2 separate regions of the Homo sapiens genome follow, and region 2 is linked to region 1. The links are chromatin loops, found by intact Hi-C in ENCODE. Cell type or tissue: Caco-2. All regions are shown on one strand. Links, peaks and the distances in the headings refer to the core of each region. The heading gives the core; the rest is flanking DNA.

Evidence for each region. A loop is a pair of places that touch in the nucleus more often than their neighbours do. Peaks named below come from ENCODE experiments on the same cell type or tissue, not always from the same donor. Only the 100,000 strongest peaks of a DNase experiment are listed, where the experiment ranks them.
Region 2: it touches region 1 in a loop (7-fold over the local background); 37 of 110 quality-filtered maps call a loop at or near these places.

What each region holds. Positions count from the first base shown.
Region 1 is chr2:136,419,499-136,429,670 of GRCh38, forward strand. No RefSeq gene overlaps it. Among named protein-coding and RNA genes, the nearest start is that of CXCR4, 310 kb to the left of the region's middle. In Caco-2, for the core only: a CTCF peak has its summit at 4,121 (motif pointing right); a DNase peak (open chromatin) is centred at 4,123; H3K4me3 peaks cover 918 bases.
Region 2 is chr2:136,735,833-136,746,004 of GRCh38, forward strand. No RefSeq gene overlaps it. Among named protein-coding and RNA genes, the nearest start is that of THSD7B, 25 kb to the right of the region's middle. In Caco-2, for the core only: no CTCF peak of the experiment used is centred there; DNase peaks (open chromatin) are centred at 1,499 and 3,929.

The sequences.
Region 1 (10,172 bases), core at 844-8,843:
AATTTTAAAATTTCTAATTTTAAAGATTTTAATTTGTTTTTAATTGAAAAATAAAAATTGCATATATTTATCATGTAGAATGGGTTTTGAAATACGTGTCCATCATGGAATGGCTAAATCAAGCTAATTAACATATGTATTGTCTCACATACTTATCTTTTTGTGGTGAGAACATTTAAAATCTCTTTGAATTTTTCAAGATGCCCTGCTTAAAAAAACAAACATATTTGTTAGCTTTCCTTGAGGTTGGGGTGGTCAATGAGGTGTGAGTGGAAGTCACTTCCAGCAAAATTCCTTCAAGGGGATTCACCTGGCTGGCAGGAGACCCATTCCTTTCCCCGTCTCCCTTCTCCCTGCCTGGAACATGGCTAGGATAACAAGTCCCAGTGACAGTCCTGGGATGGTGAGGAGACCTCATGGATGGAATCTGAGTGGAAGATGGTGGAGCAGAAAGTGAGAAGAAGCCTGGGTCATCGCTAACACCATAGGGCACCACGCCAGCCCTGGACAATGCACTTTTGGATTTCTTCTGTGTGAGCGAAAAATGATGCCTCCTTTTTTTTTTTGCCACTGTATTTTTGGGTAGCAGGTGAATGTTAATTTTTAACAGATAGTGGGTGCTTACTGATACCTAACTGTGATCCCTGAATGTTCATTGTATCCAGTCGAGTTTCTTAGTTGCAAGTAACAGAAAGTTTGGCAACCTTTAGCAAAAAAAGGACTAATGAACTTTTTAAGAAGGTTTACAGGGTCAAATAATGGAAGTGATGGCTGAGGAACTTGGAGCAGGTGGGCACCAGATTGTTCCAGAACATCTTATAGTGGGCTCTGCTCATTGTTCTCTCCAGGGCTCCACAGGAATCAATGGATCCTAATTTCTTGTCTGTCCTTGTGTCACTGTCAAGATTCAACATCTCAGGGAAGCGAGTATTCTATTGGCTGAGCCAAGGTCACAGGACTGCCCTGTATCAAGCTGGCGAGAGGAAGGACAGAGCAGAAGGAGCCTCGTGGAGCCCCTCCAGCTTCCACTCTGGGAGGGCAGGCACGTGGTTTTATTGTCCCACGAAGACTGCACACAGTGAGGGCCAAGGTGATTCCCTACAAGGAAATCAGAGCATGGTTGGGAAGTGACACTACTGAGTGCCTCCCACCATTAAACAGGATTCAGTATAGCAGATTTGGCGCTTTCTGTGATGAGGTGAATTGGTCAGGATAAAAGGCAAAGATTGTTACATGAAGGCTTCAGGGATGAGCAGTTTCTTACAGACCTGATAATAGCAGTGCCTTTGAGGAGGGCAAATGCTTCATGCGAAATAATTCTTTTAATCTTCTCCAGTTGATGTAGATGTAAGTGATATTTCATGGTAAAAATACTAACACATCTATTTCCTCAGTTGCCTCTTTTTCTTCCTTTAACTGGCTGCAGTTTCTAATTCACACTCATGAACCTGTCTTCAACAATTACAGGTCTTCATGGATCTCCCTAAGTAGGGGCAAATAGTCTTGTTCCTCTGTGTTGGGAAACCAGGGCTCCAGAAAGATCAAGGGCTGTCCCCAGGGCCACAGGGTATGAGGGTGGGGTGGGGAGGTAAAAGCGAATTACAGAGTCTGTGGCTAAGGTGGCTGTAGGTCGTCAGTTAAGTGCTGGCTGCTGAGGAGAGCGGGCCTCAGTGTGAAGAGGCTCATGAGTAGAGAAATGAATGTGATTGTCTAGCCTCAGAAAGTCTAGGTTGTCGTGAAATATTAGTGAAATATGTCAAGGAATGCAAAAACTTGGAAACTTAGACTCTTAGGGTCCCCACCAGACCTCAGTTTCTTGTTGCAGCCATGTCTCAAATGCATCACTGGGGATGGGTATTGACAGGAAAGCAAAGGCTGAAGTCTCTACCCTGCTGAAAATGCTCCACTGGCTTCCCAGAGACAGCAGAATAAAACCCAGTCTCCTCATTCTGGCCAATATCTTTTTTATTTTTTTGAGAGGGAGTCTCGCTCTGTTACCCAGGCTGGAGTGCAGTGGCATGATCTTGGTTTACTGCAACCTCTGCCTCTCAGGTTCAAGCGATTCTCCTGCCTCAGCCTCCTATCTGGGATTATAGGCACATGCCACCATGCCCTGCTAATTTTTTGAATTTTTAGTAGAGATGGGGTTTCACCATGTTAGCCAGGATAGTCTCCATCACCTGACCTTGTGATTTGGGAGGCCTTGGCATCCCAAAGTGCTGGGATTACAGGCATGAGCCACGGCACCCGCTCTAATGAGATCTTTCATGACCTGTTGCCTTCCCATGTGCTCTCCTTTTTCCCTCTGACTTCCCTGCTGCTGCAGCCACTTTGGTCTTCTTTCGGTTTCTGCAACCTCTTCGCGTGTGGTGCCAGGGAATGCTCTGCCCCAGAACCGTTGTTTGGCTGACTCCTCCTTGCCATTCTGGTCTCAGTTGAGACGTTGCCTGCCCTAAGCGGGCTCTATTGGCTGGCTTCCATTCTAGGCTCCACCATAGGCAGGCTGTGTCATATTCAGCTAGCCCTTAACTGCTCTGTGCCTCATTTTGCTGAGCTGTAAATGGGAATCAGGTTAGCCTTGTTATCATATGGTTACTGTGTTCTGGCTTGCTTTTGTTATAGCACTAAACACTCTTTGAAATTATTTTGTTTGCTGATTTGTTGTCTGTCTCCTCTAGGCTATTAGCAGGTTGAGTAATTGGAACTACATAGAACCCAAAGTTTATTCATTAGGCAGGCAGTGATGGAGCAAAACCTCACAAATGCATCCTCATACATCATCTGGACCCTGGATTCCCCACCTGAGTTGTGAAGGAGTGGGCTACACCCGTGGTTCTGTGTATCAGAATCACCCTGGGGCCTGTTAAAGCTAAAGGTACCAAATAGAATTACCAGACAATCCAGCAATCCCGCTTCTAGGTATATATTCAAAAGAATTGAAGCAGGACCTCAAAGAGATATTTACACATCCACATTCATAGGAAAAAAAAAAAAAGCTGAGAGGCAGAAATAACCCAAGTGTCCATTGACAGATGAATAAACAAACTGTGGTATGTAACACAGATAACTATTGTTCAACCATAAAAAGGGAGGAAATCCTGTCTCATGCTACAACATGGATAAGCTTTGAGGACATTATGCTAAGTGAAATAAGCCAGTCACATAAAGACAATATCGTATGATTATATGAGGTACCTAGAACAGTCAAATTCATAGAAACAGAAAGTGGAATGGTGGTAACTAGGGGCCTGGAGAAGGTGGAAGGGGAGGAGTTGTTTAAAATACAGAGTTTCAGTTTTGCAGGAAGAAAAGTATTTTCTTGATGATGTGAATATACTTAACGCTACTGAACTGTATGCTTGAAAATAGTTAAGATGGTAAGTATGTTATTTTTAAAAATTACAATAAAGGTAGATTAAGTTAAAAAAATAACGATGCGGCACCTAGATTCTGAGTAAATAGATTGGAGTGAGTGGGGCATTGACATTTTCAAAACCTCCCTGGGAGATCCTGACACTGCTTAAAGTTTAAGAAACTCTTGGCCGGGCGCGGTGGCTCACGCCTGTGATCCCAGCACTTTGGGAGGCCGAGGTGGGCGGATCACTTGAGGTCAGGAGACCGACCACTTTAGGTCAGAGTTCAGCCTGGCCAACATGGTGAAACCCCGTCTCTATTAAAAATACAAAAAGTAGCCGGGCGTGGTGGCTTGTGCCTGTAATCCCAGCTAGTCGGGAGGCTGAGGCAGGAAAATTGCTTGAACCCAGGAAATGGAGGTTGAAATGAGCCAAGATCGCGCCATTGCACTCCAGCCTAGGCGACAAGAGCGAAAACTCCCTCTCAAAGAAAAAGGAAAAAAACTCTTAGTTAACACTAGCGTTAACCCCAAAGTTAAAGGTGAGTCTGGTTTGGATTTGGGGCATTTAAAACTTGCATCACCCCTGACATAAAAAGTCTGAATTATGCGGAGAAAAAATGCTCCCCAAATCCTCCTCACGAGCTAATTTTGCCGAACGAATCCGCTTCTCACCTGCATTCGCGCCTCTCGCCGCCTTTCTTTCAGGCGCACAGAGATAAGGTGGGCAGAGGGCACTGGAGCCAGCCCACCGGCGGTTTTACTCCTGGTGTCCACAAGGTGGCAGGCCAGGCACTTGGATTTGCGCAGCCAAGGGCGTGCGCAGCCCGCGGCCGGAAGCGTCCCGGCAGATCGCAGACGGGGTGTTGAGGGACCCCGCGCTTTTGCTTTCTTATGATTTGGGGGCTGGTACCTGGGCTAGAGCTGAAGCCGGCAGGTCAGTTTCCTGGGAGCAGGGGTGTGTCTGTTCTCAGAGAAGGGTTTAAGCCGACTCCCACGTACGCCCTGGAGGCCATAAGAGCATCTCAGAGGCACGCAGGACCTCCAGCGTGTGCACGAGTGTTCAGGGATAATGTGAACAAGCTGTTCTGTTTTTTTTGTTGTTGTTGTTTGTTTGTTGTTGTTTTTGGAGGGCAATGTTTTGGTGATAGTTTTAAATACTAAAAGGTCAAAGGCAGAATAGATGTTTTGTGTGGTTTGAAAACTCCTCAGTGGAGGGCCGAGGACTCCAGTTAACATGCACTTGCTGTTGGATATTTTATGGGCATTTAAAATATATGGACTTGCTCACCCACTTCAGGCTTTGACCCAGCAAGGGGATGCAGTCCATAACAGTAAATGAGTCAGCGAGTGGCCTGGTGACACGTTAGGATGAAAAGTGGAGGGGGAATTTTTATATGCTTTTAATATGCTGTTTGTTCCTACCTCAAGCTAGGACAGTGGTTTCCTGTAGGTACAAAATGCTTGCACGTGGTTTAGGGCTCCTGAAGACACGAGGAGGCAGCCCAAAGAGCAGAGGCTTGGGGTTAGACGGGCACGGGCTGCACCTCCAGCTCAGCCTCCCACCAGCTGTGGGATTTGAGACTGGTACCTCATCCTGGCTGAACCTGAGTTCACTCCTCTGTGCGATGGGGATGAGAATCCTGGGGTGGGGTGAGGAGTAAAGGAAATGCAGTTCGTCTGTTCCCTCTTTTAGCACACACAACTTCACCACCTGTGTGCCAGGCACAAGAAGGTTCTGAGGATGCTAAGGCAATCAGGCATGGTGATGCCTCCCAGGCAGATATGCTGAGGGGTGTTTTCAGTTCAGCAAGAGAGACAGGGGTCTGCATGGGGTGCCCCGGGCTGGGGACTGGCAGGGGAGGCAGCAGGACGAAGGCAGGCAGAATTAGCGGGTGTGGATGTTCAGGGAAGGAGCGGAGAGAAACATAGATCAAGCCAAGGTAGCAGATTGGAGACCAGGGGGTTTGGAGTGTACACTATTTGCCATCATAAATAGAATTATTTACCATGATTTTAAATAATGGAGAGATTTCTCTTGAAATTCCAGGTCCTCAGCTTCCCTGGAAAAAAATAGACATGGCTACACCGAATCAGTATTTCCACATCAAACAATGGTCTGAAACTATGTAGTGGTTGCCTTTCTACAGTGTATAGACTGCAGTCCCCACCACACCCTATTGCACACCCAACTCTACCTGCTTCCCTTGTTGACTTTTAGTCCTTGCTTCTGTGCGGAGCAGCTGCACACAGTGGGTCCTTAATACCTGTTGTTTCCCTTCACTTCTTGAGGGCCCAGATGGCCTCACAGGTGGCTTAGAAGAATAAAGGAGCCATAGGTGTAGTCAGGATTCCATTTACTGGGTCTTCTCTTTCACTTCAGGGGTCTTTTCACCTTTGCAGTGAACTTCTGGCCACACAGCTAGGTGTTTGGTGAATGTCAGGGAGGCTTGCTGAAGTTACAGTTTGTAGGGCATTTTTTGTCAGCCATGCTTGGCTCACTTGAGAGAACCACATGCAAATCCCTCTCCAAAGCACCATTTCCCCATGAATAATAGAAGACTGTTTTTGGGAGGATGGAGACCCTGTAGTTCTGTAATAATAGCATTTTCATGAAGGAAAATCACAGCCTCACCATGAGCACAGCTGAGAACATGGAACCTATTATTGAGACATTCTGGTTAAAATAAAGCATTATCCCATAAGATGGGTCTGCCTGTGGGAGTCTTTGGAAAACCAGGTGAGAGGGATTTGCAGGTCCTGCTGGAAATGAGTTGGTAAAAAAACATCCTTCCATCCAAGGATGATTAAACTCAATCATGAGGCTGCTAGGAAGCCCTGGTCTCACCTTCCTAGTGGGAGGCAAAAGTGGATAATTCACTGTCACAAAAGAAAGAGAGGAGTGAGAATGGGGTGAGGGTGGTAAAGTAGAAGAGGGAGGGAGGAAAGATTGCTTCATTGTGGAGTCCAGGCTCACTGGAAGTGTCAGGGGGAATAGCTACAATCAAGGGGTCCTTCTATGGGCTTGAGGGTGGTGCCATTTGTAGAGGACAGTGGGTTGATGTGGTTGTGCCATTGAATGTGGACTGTACCCCGAGTCAGAAACCAAGAGATGGGGAGACAGCTGCTGACAGAGGAGGCTGGGACCAAAGGACTTAGAGGGGAGACAAGCGAGCCCTTCATCCTCAGACAACGCGGGAGGCAGGGGCTGCCCCTTGACCCTCCTCTTATTACTTAACTACCCTTTTGTCCCCGTTACATTAAAAGACATTTTTGTTCTGCAATTTACTGAAACTCAGAAGTATAGAGAATAGTGTTTCCTGCATATTAGAATCACTTGGGGATCTTTTAAAAATTCCAAAGCAGAGTCGCTTTCCCAGACCATGTAAATCACTGTCTCTGTGGGTGGAACACAGGTATCAGTGTCTTTGACACTCCCTGGCTGGTTTTGATGCACAGACAAATGTAGGAACCACTGGCATTCCTGCCTGCTCCTATCACTCAGCCTCCCTCATAACCAACATGTGGCCAGTCTCGCTGATCCCACAGCTTTTGTGTCCTAGATCCCTAATTTTGCCACTGCCCACCCTCCTTCCCAGATTCTTCAGAAACAATACTAGGCTTCATGTTATTTCATTCTTACATGCTTCAATATATAAAAACTTTTTAAAAAGTGTAAAACAACATTATCACTCCCCCCTCCACAAAATGAACAGTATTCCTTAGGATCATCTAATATTCTGCCTGTGATGCTCAGTTTAGCTTTTGAGACATTTATTCCTCTACTTTATCTTTGATTTTAATTTGATTCTGAAGGGATAAAGTTTCCCCCTTATTTGGGGGGTAGTGGTGTTGGTGAAAGGGACATACAACTAGCTCACCCCTGATAACCTGCCTCTTTTCCTTAGGGTGACTGGGGGTTCCAGTCTCTTCAGGGACAGTCCCGCCCACATTTGTGAGGACAGTCATTCAGGCACAAGGGGCTCGTACAGTCATTCAGCAATCGTTGATTGGGAGCCTCTATATATTCAGACACTGTGTTAGGTGCCAGGGGATTGAGTCTGTCTTTGTCATCATTCTGTTTAGCACGTTGTAGGGACTCAAGAAGTATTTAGTTCAGTGATAGAAGTATATGTTTTGTTCCCATAAAAGTATATGTTTTTGTTACCATTATGGTCAGCAGCCAATCCATTGCTGATGTATTGAGTCTGGGTATGCAATACCACTTTATAAATCACATATGCACAACACTTCTACATCATACCTCTTTACCTCTGGAACTTCTACATTGTACCTCTTTACCTGAGAATCTATGAACATTTTTTCTATTAAGTAATTTTCACGACAACTTCATATGTGGTTCCCAAATGAGGTGAAACAACATGGCAGAGTTAAATTGTAGTAGCAGGGAGTGGGGGCAGCCTGAATGGTTGAAATGCAAACATGCCGTCTAAGCCTTATTCCAGCCACGAGGCTTCAGCCGCCTCTTTCTATCAAATCCTTTCAAAGGAGTGCTAACATGCAACAGAAATTGATTGGTATGAAGCTGACCTTCTTTTATTTATTTTACCCAGCTTCTAAGTGTAACACTTACAAACAGAGCAATAAAATGTCCAGAAGGCAACCAATGTAACCAAAGGAGAAAGTGGGATCTCACTGACCCACATGTTTTTCTTTTAGACTATTTTTTCTGCTTAACACCCTACTATGTTTATTATTTAACAATTCAAAAAATATGGAAGGAAGAAATGAGGAAATGAAAATCACCCATATGTTACCATTTAGAGATAACGACCATTATCTGCCAGAGATAATTGACTGGGTGTATTTCCTTCTAGTCTTTCTTTTTTCCTATGCCTAAATATGGACTGTGTACTCTGATTTAATTAGAGTTAGTGTTATTTAAATATTCTTAGAACTTTGTGCTTTCATTAGCAATTTTTATTCCGTTTTCTCCTTCTTTTTCTCATTATAATCTTGTAAAGGATGTAAGGAAAATATTATTCTAATTTTACAAATGAGAAATCAAGGCCTGGAAATGTTAAGTGGTTTTTCATCAATGGCCCAGAACTCCTCACTTTTTTTTTTGAGACTGAGTCTCACTCTGTGCCCAGGCTGGAGTGCAGTGGTGCCATCTCAGCTCACCGCAACCTTGGCCTTCTGGGTTCAAGTGATTCTTCCGCCTCAGCCTCCCGAGTGGCTGGGACTACAGGCGTGCGCCACCACGCCTGGCTAACTTTTTTGTATTTTTAGTAGAGACAGGGTTTCGCCATGTTGGCCAGGCTGGTCTTGAACTCCTGACCTCAGGTGATCCACCCGCCTTGGCCTCCCAAAGTGCTGGGATTACAGGCATGAGCTACCGCGCCTGGCCAATTCCTCACTTTTAATCCAAAGGTCTTTTATCTTTTCCACCCCTCTTCCTGCCTCCACATTTAGACTGTTCCAGAAGGTATCTGACTTAAACCTTCTGGAGATGGGAACAGAAATAGCAGTAGGTCCCACTTCCATAAATAATCTTAGGGATTTCCGCACTGACGGTTCATGCCTCTTGTATCCAAGATGAAGCAGATTTAGAGAACACATCTGACTGGACTGTATATTTGCTGGGCAGAAATGAATACAGCCCATTGCAGTGATTGGTGGTTTGGATTCTCTAAACCATTTTTTCAACAATATAACCAGGATTTGACTTGAGTGGAATTGGAGAGGAAAAGGAGTTCAGAACTAATATTTTAGATGGATGGTATGTAAGTCTCAATTCTTTTATTTTTTTTAATATACTATTTTGTAGAGCTATTTTAGGTTCACAGCAAAATTGAGCAGAAGTTAGAGATTTTCCATATACCCCCTGCCCCATACATGCCTCCCCCATTGTCAACATTCCCTACCAGAGTGGCACATATGTTACAACTGATGAACTGACATTGACAAATCATTATCACACAAAGTCAATAATTCACCTTAAGACTCACTCCTGGTGTTGTACATTTTATGAGTTTGGACGAATTTATAATGACAGGTATCCACCATTATGGAATCATACATAAAATTTTTCTGCCCTAAAAATACTCTGTGTTCTGCTTATTCATTCCTGCTTCTCCCTTTAATTCCTGACAACCACTGGTCTTTTCTACTGTCTCCATAGTTTTATCTTTTCCAGAACGTCATATAGTTGGAATGATTCAGTATGCAGCCTTTTAAGACTGGCTTCTTTCACTGAGTGTTAATATGCATAAAAGTTCCCTCTATTCTTTTCAAGGCTTGATAAACCATTTCATTTTAGTACCAAATAATATTTCATTGTCTAGATATACCACTGTGTATCCATTCCCCCATTGAAGGACATCTTGGTTGCTTCCAGGTTTTGGCAATTATGAATAAAACTGTTATACACATCTAGGTACAGGTTTTTGTATGAGCATAAGTTTCAACTCCTTTGGGTAAATACTAAGCACAACTGCAGAATTTTATGTTAAGGGTATATTTAGTTTTGTAAGAAACTGCTAAACTGTCTTCCAAAGTGACTACTATTTTGCATTCCCACCTAGTAATGAATGAGAGTTTCTGTTGCTTCATATCCTTGCCAGCATTTGGTGTTCTCAGTGTTTTGGATTTAGGCCATTCTAATAGGTGTGTTGAGGTATTTTATTATTGTCTTAGTTTACATTTCCCTGATAACAAATGATGGGTACATCTTTTCGTATGCTTATCTGCAATCTGTATATCTTCTTTGGTGAGGTATCTGGTTAGGTCTTCGGGCCATTTAAAAAATTAGGTTGTTTTGTTTTCTTATTGTTGAGTTTTAAGAGTTCTTTGTATA
Region 2 (10,172 bases), core at 854-8,853, 320 kb after region 1:
TTTTCTCTCCTTTATCAACAAAGTTAGATTGGATTTTTTTTTTCATTTTCAAGAACTGATGAGATAGGAAAAAAGCCGCACTTAAATTTTAGAAACAAGAAATTGAATAAAACTTTTTAAAGCTTGAGAAAGTTCAAAGTGGAAAAGGGTAGGGGCACTTTGACACATACTCTTTTAAAGTATTGATTTTTCTTTTCAAAATGGATCTGAAAGCATGACAGACGTTTACTCCGACACCCAATACAGTATTAAAAAACCCAAATGTCAGAATGAAAATCTGATGGGCTGCAACCTTAGTGGAAGGAAGGATAAAATATCTTATGTGACCCAGGGCTATGGAAAAGCCTTATTCTTCTCTTTTTTTGGCCAGTTTCATCTTTATTCACCTCAATTGTATTCACCTAGAAAAGAATTTTTTCCTAGAAAAAAGGAGGGAAGAAACTATTTCTACGATTAATATTACCAGCAAAACTTTGCTACCCTCAAGTAAAAGATAATTTGTTTTCTTGTTGTTGAAGTAGAAATGAGCAAACTTGTTAATATTGTACCTTAATTACTCTTTCAGTAATAGATGTCCAATCATTTGGCATCTATGTAAAGGTGATGAATCAGCACTCTGTGGAATCAGAGGGCGGCCATGCCATGCTAAATAGTTCTCCTTGCAGACCTCACAAATGTTCTTTGCACCCCAGAATGTATTGATTTCATTAGATGTGCTAATTTAGCAGTTCTCTGGTTTAAAGACCATAATTACAACACAATGCACGACCTGTGTATATATGCTTATTGCAAGGAGAAAAACTTTTGCTTTCAACTTATTAACAGCAAATGTACACATTTTTTTCCTGCAAATGCTAGTTATAAATCTCCCTTATAAACCCACAAGCCTCGGTTATTGTAGTCTTTTATTAATAAACTGAACAATTTCATACAGCGTTAATGAGTTAGAGCTTATCTCTTACTCTCTTTTATGGTTAAAATGTGCTGGAGAGCTGGACAATTTATCTAAGCACCTGGGTGACTAAGGTACATGACACTTTTAATAATTAGGCTCCATCTATCTCTATTTTCACTGATGGAAAAATGTTACACTTGATTTTCTTATTTTCACAGCTGTATCAGAGTTCAGTGAAAACAAATCGAACATAGTAATATGATAATAGAGCTGAATTATAGAGCATCTTCACTATAAGTGGATTTTTTACTGCATTCTGTGTTCACTGTGTTTTTGAAACAATTACTAAGACACGAGGAATAAATTAGGTTGTTCTTTGTTATTTTTCAGAATGCTAATTTCCTTTAAGGCGCATCTACGTGTTTGTAAATGTTTGCTCCCCTGCCACTCTGTCTATTTTTTAAAGAATCAATTGCATACCTACCATGTGCTGGATACTGTGCAAAGAACTTCCACTTTATTCTTCTACTTAGCTAGATTTACTGGTGGTGCAGGGATGCTAGTGGAGGTGAGTGAGTGAGTGTGTGTGTGTGTGTGTGTGTGTGTGTGTGTGTGTGTGTGTGTGTGCTGCCCTCTACTGGACTTGGTTTCTAAATACTGTAAGTATTTAGGAAATTTATTTTTATTTTTATTTATTTATTTATTTTTAGGAGAAAAGAGGAAGGTGAAGGAAAATCTAGGGAGGGTTATATCACTTTATGTTGCCTATAAATTCTCTGGGCATTTTATATAGCTCAGGAGTTCCAGAGTCTAGCACACTACCTTGTACTTCCTAGGTGCTCAATAATTATTTGTTAACTAAATAAGTTAAAGAGCTTACCAGAATTTCTCTTTTCACTGACAGAGTCTGCATGTATTTAACCCAAGGAACATTGCCTCAATCTTAGAGTCTGTAACAGACTTGGGGAAAAAGCCACACAGCTTATTAGAGATAGGGTAGGTTTGTATATAAAACCCCACGTTTGCATAACCAACTTTATTTGTCAAATGCCAATATTAATAATTTGGTATATTATAGATAGGGATCCAGAAGCAGGAAAACGAGTAGCCATTTAGATACCTACTAAAAATGTTACACAAGTGGATAAGAACTTGAGATGCAAATTTGGCTAAGAGTAAAGCAAGTTTATAAAGGGGAGTGATTAGTCTTTCATCAAATATCTTGCACTTCAGCCATATAGCAAATTTCACCTACAAAACCCCAGCCAACAGACAAGTAGAAGGAAAGGCTTTTTAGGGGTGTGCTCTACAGGGAAAAGGAACAATGCAGGAGAGTTGTTTAAATGCTTACTGAAATCTATTTGCAGCATCCACATTGTGGAATTTTAGCTGGAAAATGGGTCCAGTAAAGGACTGAATTTCCCAATCCTCCTTGCATCTAAGTCTGCCCCTCTGGCTGTGCCAGTCACAACCTGGAATGAGAATGAAAGTGACAAGTACCACTTCTGCCTCAGGGCTTTATGAAGCTGAGCTGCTGCATCGCTTCTCCCCTCTCTTTCCCTTTCCTAGGGGAGCTGACAGCAGCACGGCACAAGACAGGAGTCTAGCAACTTACCTGTACTTGAGCAGTAGATGGGACATCAATGACAAAGAAGCCTTTTGTAGTAAGTCTCTGGGATTTGTTTGTTATAACAGCTAGTATTGCTTACCTAACTAACACACACATATATATATATATATTCCATATATTCTTCCAGATTAACAAGGCAGAAACACATATCTTTTAAGAAGAGGACCAAATAAAATATGTAAAACAACAACTTTGCTTAGTTATCCTGAAGACACATACGCTAGGGGTTTCCGATAGCCAGGACAGCCCTGCAGCCTGTTCCTACCTGTACTGGGAATTAATTTGGTCTGTCGTTCAAGTAGGGATGGCTGCAAACAGAAAGGGCAGAGACTATGGACACAAAAAATATATGGCATGGACACACCAGTGCTGTGGTCTTAGCAACAGGGAAGTGGCCTTGGGAGTGCCAGTGGGACACAGGCATAAGGGACAAGGAGGAAATTAATGCTCTATTTTTATGCTAATTCATTGTCAAAAAGCTAATTTCTACTACCATTAGATAGCTGGCTCTCCACAAAAATCAGCTTCTTTATCTTCAAAGGACAACACAGCAGTTGTTTTGAAGATAGCTTTAATTAATTCATTATTTAGCTAATTAATAATGTTTTGTTATTTTCATTCATTTTAGTAAACGAAGATATTTGACTACTGTTGTAATAAACCTGATACTGTGAGAAAACATGACACTGTGCTTTGCTGAATATAGTTGAGATGTCTCAGAGGAGATGCCTTGACCTATGCTGTGTGCAAAAAACATCTAATAATGAGCTGGATTATAATTGAGTTCGGATGCATGCACTTTAGGACCTGCTGTTATCATCTTATTTCATAAATGATCTTTGCATTTTTTAATGGAAAAAAGTGTGCATAAAAACTCACTTGTTGGGTTAGAAGGTGCTCAGAGATATTATCCTTCTCTTCCTCTTCTTGTTCATATTTTATTGTACATTTGCCCAAGGGCTATTGAACAAGATCATGTTTATTAATCCAATAAAGAAGTACATGTAATGATGATCATTCACTCCTGACCTATAAGAAATAGGTACTTACTTTATTAGTGTAATGAAGTTTTATGCTTCCAGAATGTAATGTCTTTGCTCTCTAATTCCTCTTAGGGTTCTGGGTTTTCAGTTTCAAAAAATAGAAAGAGCACATCGATGCAAATCCACTCTCCCGGAGTCTTTGGTCTTTACATAGCTTTTTGAAATTCTCTTCTTGTTTGACTTTGCATTTTCTGGCTCACTAAGATGTTTCTTGCTGGAATTCTGCCTTATCAAACACTGCTTGAAATAAACTGGCCAATTGCTGGATCAGAGGGATCTTTTCATCATTTGGAGATCTGAATTATCATGGGTTATAATAAGATTTGACCTGTAGACACAGGCAGAAATGTGTTCATGATAGCTTTGTTGTAGTTCTGCCTGGAGGCAAAGTTATAAGGCAGATAACCTCCCGAGGTTCCCTACACCTCCATAATTCCACAATACTAATCTCCTCGAGTGAATGCAACATTTTTTTTCCTCCTTTGAAGATACTACTATCCTTGCTTTGAAAATATGTTTCTCTTTGTTCTTTTGAGGCTTTAGAATATGTTACCAAAGAACAAAGTGGAAATTTTCAGGAAATTTGTGAGTATGAAGCCCTCTTCATTTTTTTCTGAAAGGAAGGAGGAAAATGGAGCAGATCCATGGTTTCCAAAATTTATTCCAATTTAATTTAATTCAGTAAAGAAATACTGAGCTGTTCATTTGGCAGACACTGTGGTAGGATGAGATACATCACCCACACAACTGGGGAAATAGTGTCTGACTTACTGCATAGGTTTGTTGAAAAGATGAAATGAAATCACACATACTCCCAGAACCTGGCCTATAAGAAGCCTTTAATAAATAGTGGCTATTCTTGTCAGTATTAAGAAGTACCCCAGACAACCTGAAAGCACTTTGAAATGTAAAGCCTTGTTAATGTCAAGTTTATGATGCCTACAGTTCTGAACAGTACTGCATGGAAGGCAATGCTGACGTTTCTAGCAGATCTGGGTTCGAATCCTAGTTACATCATTACTACATCACTCAGCGTCAGTTTTCTTATTTAGGAAGATCTGTTTTCTTTTCTTTTTTTTTCTTTTTTTTTTTAATTATACTTTAAGTTTTAGGGTACATGTGCACATTGTGCAGGTTAGTTACGTATGTATACATGTGCCATGCTGGTGCGCTGCACCCACTAACTCGTCATCTAGCCTTAGGTATATCTCCCAATGCTATCCCTCCCCGCTCCCCCCACCCCACCACAGTCCCCAGAGTGTGATATTCCCCTTCATGTGTCCATGTGATCTCATTGTTCAATTCCCACCTATGAGTGAGAACATGCGGTGTTTGGTTTTTTGTTCTTGCGATAGTTTACTGAGAATGATGATTTCCAATTTCATCCATGTCCCTACAAAGGACATGAACTCATCATTTTTTATGGCTGTTTTCTGAATAAAGTAACTAGCCTATGGCAGGCTTACATCCAGAGGTAACCATGGTTATGATTATTATATTCTAGATGTCTTGGGCTAGGTCCTTGTCAAAGCAGAGCTGGAGTCAGAATGCAGAGTTCTGGGTGATTTGAGAAATGACCTCCGAGAGTAGGAGTAGGGGCTGAGAAAATAGAAGAAATAAATAAATAAAGGAGAACAAATAAAGTTTACCAAGTTGGCTGCAGCTACAGATGATGTGTTCACTCTTGTCAGAGACTTCTGGAGACTCTTATGAAATATGTCTCAAAATTGTCTTAAAAGGGAAGTATTTATTCAGCGACTCCCAGGCAGTGATGGGCAAGAAGAAAGAGGCACGTGACTGGGGCTTTAGCTTGAGTTTGGGGCATGGCGTTGGCATTGTTAAGTTGCAGCCAAATGCAAGGGGTGGGGTCAAGAGAATATGCAGTGTTGCACAGAGGTGTCAAATAGGCTGGAGGACATCCAAGAAAAACAAACCCAGGCAGTCACATTGCTCACAAACTTGGGAAGATGACAAACACATGTAAAATATCTAATGCATTGATAACTAAATTTCAAGTGAGAATTCAAGGATCTGCTGGTGATAGTAGGCCTGTTTTAATTGCTTCTGCTGCACATCCTTTGAACTCTGTTCTCATATCACATCAGCTGTTGGGGTTTAGGGAAATAAAAAGAACACAGAAGGTTCCCAACCTTGAAATGTAATAAAAATTGTAGGAGTAGATCATTTTTGCTGTCTCTTCCTACTCTCGAATATTGTGTAAACCATTCTCTTAAAGCAGAACTCCAAGAACAGAACGTTTTGGATTTAGATTGGTCAGCAAATCTTTAACTAGAGAAGGAAAATGAAATATAGATGTCTTGAATTGCAATTGTGTTCAGAATAGAGCACTCCTTACAATTTTTTTGGACCAAAAGATTGTTTAAGTGTTCTGAACTGGTGGAAAATGATTTTAGAGAGAGAGAGAGATGCCTTCTATTCTCCTACCCCCATAGCTATTAGAATTCACATTTATAACAACTTTTTGTCCTCTCCAGAAGAAAACCCTTATTCACCTGTAAGAATAGCCAGTGTAATATTAGCTTTTACAGGTTTCCTGGTAAGCCTCTATAAAGAACGTCTATATTTCTATAAATACTGTGAGTGTGCTGGCAGAAGCTTTGGGCATTGAAAGCAACATTCACAATGAGGAAAAATTTGAGACTCAACTGTCATTCAGGTCTGTTTTAAACATCTTCTAAAAAGAGTGAAATTCACTTTAATAAGTATGCTGAACATTAAAAAAATATATATTCAAATGTGTAATTATAGACCGTCCCTGACTCATATGATGGCTCGCTTAATGATTTTTTGACTTTACCATTGTGCAAAAGTGAGACACAGTTGGTAGAAACTATGTCTGCTTTTGAATCTTGGTCTTTTTCTGGGCTAGTTATATGTGGTACAATATTCTCCTGTGATGCTGGGCACTGTTGGAGAGACATTCTGCTTTTCACTTTCAGTACAGTATTCAGTAAATTACATGAGATATTTAACACTTGATTGTAAAATAGGCCTTGCATTAGATGATTTTGCCCAACTGTAGGCTAATGTAAATGTTCTGAGCATGTACGCTGGGCTAAGCTATGATGTTTGTCAGGTTAGGAGTATTAAATGCACTTGACTTGCAATGTTTTCAACTTAAAATATTTTCAGCTTCTGATGGGTTCATTGGGATGTAACCTCATCCTAAGTAGAGGAACATATGTACACACTACTGAGCAGGCAGTATATGTAATCTAAATAATGAAAAATTTATGGTCCTTTATTACTTAGTGAAGTATTTTAAAGTGACAGGCTTTTATTATTTAGTGAGAATTTAAGAGCTCATTGGCTGAAAATAGTGAGTGAAAATTTTCATCTCTTTTTCCAAGGTCATGTCATAATTTAAGGTTTTTTTTTAAATGATATAAACTCTACAAAGCAAAAGGGAACTGGGATTTCAGATATTTAGATATCTAATTCTTGAATTATTTCATGTTTTATATATCATTAATTAAGGAATTAACTACTTAATTAATTTTTATTAGTACAACTTTATGGAGTACGTGTGAAATTTTGTTACGTGTATATAGTGTATAGTGATCATGGTAGGATATTTAAAGTGTCCATCATCTGAGTACAATATATTTTTGTTAACTATAGCTATCCCACTCTGCTATCAGACACTGAATGTATTCCTCCTGTTTGTATACTTTAACCCACTTCTCTTCATCCTTCCTTTCCCTCACTCACCTTTTCCATTACTTTAGTCTTAATGAAGATATATGTATGTGGGTGTTAAATATAACATGTCTCACTTTAATGGCATTTGTTTATGCCTAATTTAAAAATAAAATTGTATATATTCATTTTAATCAAAATGTCTATCAGTATTTTTTCAGTTTATTAATTATTAAGTTGCTTTTCTGTTTAAAACTGATTGTAGGTTCAGGATTCTAATTTTCTCTAAATGCCTATAGTTTTTTAAATCTTCCATGATAAAATTACTTGATATTTTGGAGATTCTTTTCCAAAAATATATAAAATTCATCAATCATATCATAGGTTTTCTTTGACTAATATGAAGGATTGAGCTATCAAAAAAGTTGGGTTTAAATTAACTCTTAATTAGGAAGAGAAAAAATTTAAATTCTGTGATTGTGTTAATGGCAAACTGGTAGAACATGTTTAACTTTAGCAGTTAGGTTTTGTCTATTCTCAGACATCTTTTGTCTTCCTCCTAATTACTAGAATGTCAGTGCAGAACTCAGAAATTAAAGCAGGAGATGAAATACTGAAATAAGTCTTTTGTTGTTGTTCTATTGGCTTGAGAATGAGAAACAGTTTCTGATTCTCACAATAATGAGTCAGAGTCCTTGTTTTAAGATGATAAACTGGAATATTTTGGATAAAATGCTGAGTGAATTAATGCCATTTCCGGAGTTAATCAGCAGTGCCTGTGTCTGCACAGAATTATGAGTTCAATTCTTTCAACTGAAATAATTGGTCACTTCCAACAATAGATTTGAGAGATTTTTAAGGTCAAAATGAAAAAAGACAGACTGTTTACATGCATTACATATTCACTGGGACTGAATTTTCCACTGTATTGACTAAATGACCTAATTAGCAGCTAGGTTAAGCATTCTGTCTACATGGATGACCTTCCAAGCATAGCCCACACATGGAGAGTGCAAGACCAATGTCTGGAGATATTTAGTTTGTGTGAGAACATGGCCCTATTTTGGTGGAAAGCCAGCTTCTTGCCTTTAATGTTGCTAATTGTGTCTAAGCTCATGTTCTCCTTTTATTTCGGAAGCATTGCTGCTTGTTACATATCTGTAAACACCTGGGAAATGACATTTCTAAGAATAAGAATTACACTCCCTTGGGAGATAAAGATTGGTCAAAAAAACCTTTTATCTCCTATAATTTTGGAGTCCAGCCTGAGCGAACTGTTGGCCTTATTTCAAGGGCTATGTCTCTACCAGTCCATCACGTGGGGATGGCAAATAAAATATTTAAGTAGTGTTTTTGGAAACTTCCGCGTGTTTTAATATTTTTTATCTCCTCTTTCAGACAAAACATCTGAACAAATGAATGTAGATGCTGTTTTAAATTGGGCAAATTTTAAAGCTGAGCTACAGACTTTCAAAGTGAACTTGTAGATTAAAAGAAGTACAGTATTATGTTTTCCTCTGGCACTACTTTTAGAGGTTTCATCTCCCTTCAGATCCATGTGTACGTGTCAGGAATTGGCTACTGGTTCACTGTTATCAACTCTCTTAGAAAGATTCATTAATTTTATAACACAACATCTCTTAACAATGAATAGTTCTGCAAACAGGAGCTTCGTTATTTTATTCATCTCAAGCCTGCTTGGCATGCTGCAGGATTCTTTGGGAATAGAGCTTTGCAGGATGAGACTATTCCCATTTTCAATAACTCTTGCATCTGTTCTTGCAGTGTCATCAGTAAAGCAAATAATAAACCACTCTCAAGAAAACCTATAAAAGGGCTCTCCTCCCTATTCTGAGCTACAGCATAATCCTCCTAAAGACCACTCTTATCAGATTCAATGAAACAGTGTAAGCAAATTATTTTGGCTATTAACCAGTCAAATCATAGAAGGAGAATGAAAAAAGATGCCTGTGCTTTCACACTGGGGAGACCTTGCTTTAAGTACTAAATCTTGGATATGTTACTCGATCTCTCTGAACTATAGTTTCTACATCAGTAAAATGGGGACAACAGTGGCTTCCTCATAGAAGTGACATAATAATTGCATGAGATGGTAAAAGTAAAGTGTGAATGCACACCATCAATTATTGGCTGATATTTCAGTCAACAGTTTTATTAGTTAATAGACTTCCTGCTTTAAGTGATGAAAATCCAACTCAAATAGCTTAATAATGTGATTTACATGTCACATAGCAAGAAGTCTGGAGGTAAAGCAGGCACAAGTTCGGCAATTTCAATGGCACAATCACGCCCAAGGAGGTCCAGGTCCTTCCAACTTTCCACTCGAAAGTTCTGAATATGCTTCCTGGGCTAACTCCCTTCACAAGTCACAAGATGGTCTGTTTAGTTTTAGGGGTTGTATCTTCATTACTAAATGTCCATAGTCAGAAAATGAGGTTTTGTAGCCTAATATCTCTTGTAATTGTTCAGAAGTCCTTCCCAGGAGCCACCTGTCTCCCTCATTGGTAACTTGGTTGGGCTTGTGTCCCATGCTTATGTCCCTGCTCCCCAGACACACTGGGAAGACAAGTGGCATCACCATGATTAGCACTGACCAGTCCTGACTTGTCCCCTGGGTTAGATGGGGCTGGAGATGGGGTAGGCATCTGGACATACCTCCTGATTCAAAGCTATGCAATTACTATTAACAAGATATAAAGAGAAATAGTTGGTGGACAGATAACCAACAGTTTCTTACACAATTACCCTCTTAAACTCTACTCTAGACTTCCCATAATACCAAATGCTGAGAGAACACAAAAGTTGCTCCTTGTAAGGTGTAAGAATTGAATTGGAGGAGACAAAAGGTTTGAAGCCAACTCTAATGAAGTGTCATACGGTATACAGCAGTGCTTCTCAGGCTTTAACGTGCATACAAATCCCT